2 separate regions of the Homo sapiens genome follow, and region 2 is linked to region 1. Evidence: chromatin loops called from intact Hi-C (ENCODE). Cell type or tissue: endothelial cell of umbilical vein. All regions are shown on one strand. Each heading gives the region's core, and the rest is flanking DNA. Links, peaks and the distances in the headings are about the cores only.

Region 1 (2,921 bases), core at 151-2,650:
AGGCAGGAGAATGGTGTGAATCCGGGAGGCGGAGCTTGCAGTGAGCCAACATCGCGCCACTGCACTCCAGCCTGGGCAACAGAGCGAGACTCTGTCTCAAAAAAAAAAAAAAAAAATGTGGTAAAAGATACATAAAATTTAAAATTTTAACCATTTAAGTGTACTTACAGTTCAATTGCATTATGTCCATTCACACTGTTGTGTAACCATCACTAAAACTCATCTTTTCATCTTCCAAATCTCTGTACTCATTAAACTGTAACTTCCCATTCTTTCCCATCCCCAGTCCCTGGAAACCACCATTCTGCTTTCTGTCTATGAATTTGACTACTAAAGGCACCTCATGTATGTGGAATCAATAACCGTTGTCCTTTCGTGACTGGCTTATTTCACTTAGCATAATGTCCTCAAGGTTCATCCATGTTGTAGAATGTGTCAGAATTATCTCCCTTTTTAAGATTTAATAATATTTAATTGTATGTATGCATCACATTTTGTTTATTCATTACCTGTCAGTGGACACTTGCGTTGTTCCCATCTTTTGGCTATTGTGAATAATGCTGCTGTGAACATGGGTCTACAAATCTTTTTGCATTCCTGCTTTTAATTCTTTTGGGTATATACTCAGAAGTGGAATTGCTAGATCATGTGATAATTCCATTTTTAATTTTTGAAGGAACCACCATACTGTCTTCCAAACGGCTGCACCATTTTGTATTTCCACCAAAGTGCACAAGAGTTTCAATTTCCCCATATCCTTGCTAACACTTATTATTTGTTGTTTGGGTTTTAAAAAAAATAATAGCCATCCTAATGATGGTGAAGTGGTATTTCATTGTGGTTTTGATTTGCATTTCTCTAATATTAGTGACAGTGAGCATTTTTCCAAGTGCTTATTGGCTATAGGCATATCTTTCAAGAAATGTCTATTCAAATCCTTTGCCCATTTTTAATTGAGTTGTTTGGCTTTTTGTTGCTGGGTTGTAGGAGTTCTTTATATATTCTGAATATTAAACCTTTATCAGGTATATGATTTGCAAATATTTTCTCTCATTCTGTGGGTTGCCTTTTCATTCTGTTGATAGTGTCCTTTGATGACAAAGCTTTTAATTTTGATGTAGTCTAATTTGTTGATTTTTTCTTCTGTTGTCTGTGCATTTGATGTCATAGCCAAGAAATCATTGCCAAATCCAGTGTCATGAAGCTTTTCCCTAGGCTTTTTTCTATGAGTTTTACAGTTTTAGGTCTTATGTTTGGGTCTTTGATCCATTTTGAGTTAACTTTTATATATGGTGTAAAGTAAGGGTCCAAATACATTTTTTTCCACATGGCTATCCTGTTTTTCCAACATCATTCATTGAAAATACTATTGTCTTAGTCTGTTTCCTGCTGCTATAACACAATACTATAGACTGGGTAATTTATAAATAAACTTATTTGGCTCATGGTTCTTGAGGCCAGGAAGTCCAAGGGCATGATGCCAACATGTGGTGAGGATGATCTCATGGCAGAAGGGTGAAAGGCAGAAGCGAGCATCTGAGACAGAAGAGGAAATCAGGCCAAACTCATTGTTTCTATCAGGCACCCATGCCAGAAGATATCTAACTCACTCCTAATATAACAGTATTAATCAATTCATCAGAGCAGAGCCCTCGTGCTCCAATCACCTCTAAAAAGCCTACCTCTTAATACTGGTACAATGACAGTTAAATTTCAACACAACTTTCAGTGGGAACATTCAAGTCATAGCAACTATTCTTTCCCTATTGAATGGTCTTGGCACTCTTGTGGAAAATCAGTTGACCATAAATGTATGGGATTATTTCTGGACTTTCAGTTCTATTCTACTGATCTATATGTCTGTCTGTATGCCAGTACCACACTGTTTTCATTACTGTAGCTTTGTAGTAAGTTTTGAAATCAGGAAGTGTGAAACCTCCAACTGTTCTTTTTGAAGATTGTTTTGGCTATTTTGGGGTCTCCTGAAATTCAATATGTATATTAGGATGATTTTTCTATTTCTGTAGAAAACATCATTGGGATTTTGACAGAGATTATATTGAATCTGTAGATTGCTTTGTGTAGTACTGGCATCTTAATAATATTAAGTTTTCTAATTCATGGAACATAAAATGTCTTTCCATTTACTGGTGTTTTCTTTAATTTCTTTCAGCAATGCTTTGTAGTTTTCAGTGTACCAGTCTTTTACCTCCTTGGTTATTCCTAAGTATTTTATTCTTTCTCATACTATTGTAAATAGAGTTGTTTTTCGAAGGGCTTTTATGCAAACAATTTTATGGTTAAATTGCTGTGTGAGACTCCAGTAGTTAGAAATAGCAGTGGGTGAGAGTGACAGAGAGACAGGTATTCTAATTATTATTAGAGCTTATAAAAATGGACCGAGTCACCTCAAGAAGTAGTGAGCTTCCTGTCACTGAAGATGACCTCTCTTGGCTAGATGACCACCAAACCTGTTTAGAAGGAATTTAGACATAAAGTGAAGCACAGTGTAGGGGGAAAAGGAAGACGTGTGAAGCAGAATAGCATGTACTTCAGAATTCCTTCTGGCCCTGCGATGTACACTAAACCACAGCACAACAAGGAAATAGGAAATGAAGGAGCTTCCCTAGAAGTTATTTAGAAAGAGCCAATCTAAGTTGCGGTCAATGCAAATAATTGGGCACAAACTTAGAAACTGTACAGAGAATTTCTATAGAAATGAGGAAGCATGATGTAGAAATAACAAGTACAAAGAAAAGTATGACTGATGGTCCTAATGGAATCTAAAATGAGAGCAGGAAAGTTTTTTTCTACTGACAATCAGAAACCCACTTATTAAGATGTCTAAAAGATCTACATAAACAAACAATACCTCAGTCCTTCCTTGTCTCCTTCCTATTGCTCCTCTCTCTCTCTCTCTC
Region 2 (2,921 bases), core at 110-2,609, 110 kb before region 1:
ACTAATTGTACTATTCTAAGTGCCCCTTCTCATCTCCCAGTTTTTTTTTTTTTTTGAGACGGAGTCTCGCTCTGTTGCCCAGGCTGGAGTGCAGTGGCGCGATCTGGGCTCACTGCAAGCTCCGCCTCCCGGGTTCACGCCATTCTCCTGCCTCAGCACCCCCAACAAGTAGCTGGGATCACAGGCGCCCGCCACCAAGCCCAGCTAATTTTGTTTTTGTATTTTTAGTAGAGACGGGGTTTAACCGTGTTAGCCCGGGTGGTCTCGATCTCCTGACCTCATGATCCGCCCGCCTCGACCTCCCGAAGTGCTGGGATTACAGGCGTGAGCCACCGCGCCCAGCCTCATCTCCCTATTTTTTATGTGTAGTTCTTGAAATTTTTCTTTTCCCCTTCCTGGCTAACTGAAACTCATTTGTTGGATTTCAGGTTAGAGATATGGACCTCTCTTAAAGCCTTTCCTAAATTTTAGGTGCTCCCAGGGCCCCTACCAAAAGTCTTATGCTTTATTGTCAATGCCTGCCTGCTAATGATTCTAAGCCCCCAAGGAAAGGAATATGTCTGGTTGATGGGATCATTTCCCACACCTTGCACAGTGTGCAGCACAAATAGACAAATAGTTACTGAATATATGATTGTGATTCCAACCACTGCTTGTGGGGAAAAAGTGGTTCAATGACATGGTCTGTCCTGAAACATTAAATTTTTTATCCTCACGTTCTTCTTTTTTTTTTTGAGATCAGGTTTCACTCTGTTGCTTAGGCTGGAGTGTAGTAGTGCAGTCTTGGCTCACTGCAACCTCCGCCTACCGGGTTCAAGCGATTCTCTTGCCTCAGCCTCCTGAGTAGCTGGGACTACTACAGGCACAGGCCACCATGCCTGGCTAATTTTTGTATTTTTAGTATAGACCAGGTTTCACCATGTTGGCCAAGTTGGTCTCGAACTCCTGACCTCAAGTGATCCGCCCACCTTGGCCTCCAAAAGTGCTGGGATTTTAGGTGTGAGCCTGCGCTCCCGGATCCCTCATGTTCTTTTCATCATAAAGAATAATATTCACACAGCACTTTACTGGGGGCCATTCCATTTTCCAGGGATAGGGATAGAAGCCAAACAAACCACTTCCTTGTTTCTTCCATTGAAATGATATTGAAATAAGGTCACTTTCATTTGTTTCCTCCTTTTATTCCAGTGGTGATTAAAACTGAAATCACTTTTCCAGGGATTGGTACATAAAAGCCCCAAGGACTAATCACTGATACTAAGCAACACTGACCTCAGGGCGATAGGTTTCCCGGTTATCCTTGATATATGTTGACAATATGCATCTAACCATTCACTAGATGCCTGGAAATGTTAATGCAAAATTAGCATCACTTAACAACGGTACTTGTTTAGGGGTTGTTTTTAAAATTTTTGAGCTGGTCTACTTGTTTCTTATCTCTAAGCTGTCTTTTGGTTTGCTTGCGGGAATGCAATTGCTAGTACTGGGTAAAAGGAGGTCATTGTAGGGCACAGTGAAGTCATTATTTATGAGTTAGTGGAATTTTCAATGGTTTCCTGGAGCAAATAGATGTTTATATGTCTGATATTTTGAGCATATCTGACAGAGGCTGTAAATAATATTGTATCTTACACATCTGACTTTTGTGGTTGACATCTACGGGGCCCTTTCCCACACTTACCATAGAACAATATGCAGAGACCTAACAGGAACAGCCAGGCTCCCTGGATTAAGCTACTCCACTTCTATCTTCATAGAGAGGAAATTGTACGATGCAAAGCTTCTTACTTAAACCACCATTCAGACCAAGGAGAAAGGTGTCAATAAGGTCAATGCTATAGTCAGGATCTGAACTGAAAGCTGAATAAACAAAATTAATATCCTGAGCCAAATCAAAACATTATTTTTATTTTGTTTTATTTTACTAGATCTTAGTTACTTTTTATTCTTAAACTAAAAACGCATTCAGTGGAATCATATAAACTCAAAATTGGGTCGTCAAACATTTTTTTTCCCCTAGAAATGTTTGAATTGGAATAAAATCAAAGTATTCAAATGTTTCTTAAATAGAGCTTGTAGAGTTGTTTTATGTGAAATCTTGGTTATAACTGAAGACAAATGTCCCTTTGGAAATTTACATTTCTCTGGGGTTCAGCTGCTTACCTGTTTGTGAGTATCATCAAGAATGAAAGAGTAGGGCTAGGCGCGGTGGCTCACTTGTAATCCCAGCACTTTGGGAGGCCGAGGTGGGCAGATCACGAGGTCAGGCAGATCATGAGGTCAGGACCATCCTGGCTAACATGGTGAAACCCCGTCTCTACTAAAAATACAAAAAAACCCCCCAAAATTAGCCAGGCGTGCTGGCGGGCGCCTGTAGTCCCAGCTACTCGGGAGGCTGAGGCAGGAGAATGGCGTGAACTCGGGAGGCGGAGCTTGCAGTGAGCCGAGATGGCGCCACTGCACTCCAGCCTGGGCGACAGAGACCCCGTCTCAAAAAAAAAAAAAAAAAAGAATGAAAGAGTAGGTGCTAGGAGGTATGAACCAATTAGCCCATTATCCCCTCTAGGCTTCAAATGAACTAGTTGTGAGGTTGGGAAGTTGAAAAGTTGATGGAGGGAAAGCCCTGGGTTAAGTTGGACTCCTGGGGCCTTTCCCCCTCATTCTCCAGAGAAGTTTCAAGTCCTCCCCCGCCCCCACTTCCCGCCTACCACCAACCTCAGCCGGAGAGGGGTTTCTAAGAGATGACCATCAGGAGAGACTCACCTGGGAGTAAAGAAGGTGTCTCAGGAGCAAGCTGCAATAGTGCATATCTATCTCCTGAACACCAAATAGGAACCAATATCATCTTAAAATGAATCTTGCCCAAGAAAACTTTCAGAACAGAGAAAGGGCCCCAACAGAAGCACGAATAGTCAGAATCT

What was found. Hi-C counts contacts between places; a loop is a spot of excess contacts. Peaks named below come from ENCODE experiments on the same cell type or tissue, not always from the same donor. Only the 100,000 strongest peaks of a DNase experiment are listed, where the experiment ranks them.
Region 2: it touches region 1 in a loop (7-fold over the local background); 10 of 110 quality-filtered maps call a loop at or near these places.

Annotation. Positions count from the first base shown.
Region 1 is chr5:56,189,213-56,192,133 of GRCh38, forward strand. The region is part of intron 2 of ANKRD55 (ankyrin repeat domain 55); the gene reads right to left. Among named protein-coding and RNA genes, the nearest start is that of ANKRD55, 43 kb to the right of the region's middle. In endothelial cell of umbilical vein, for the core only: no CTCF peak of the experiment used is centred there; DNase peaks (open chromatin) are centred at 1,489 and 2,479; H3K27ac peaks cover 2,024 bases.
Region 2 is chr5:56,083,830-56,086,750 of GRCh38, forward strand. No RefSeq gene overlaps it. Among named protein-coding and RNA genes, the nearest start is that of IL6ST-DT, 90 kb to the left of the region's middle. In endothelial cell of umbilical vein, for the core only: no CTCF peak of the experiment used is centred there; a DNase peak (open chromatin) is centred at 1,622; H3K27ac peaks cover 989 bases.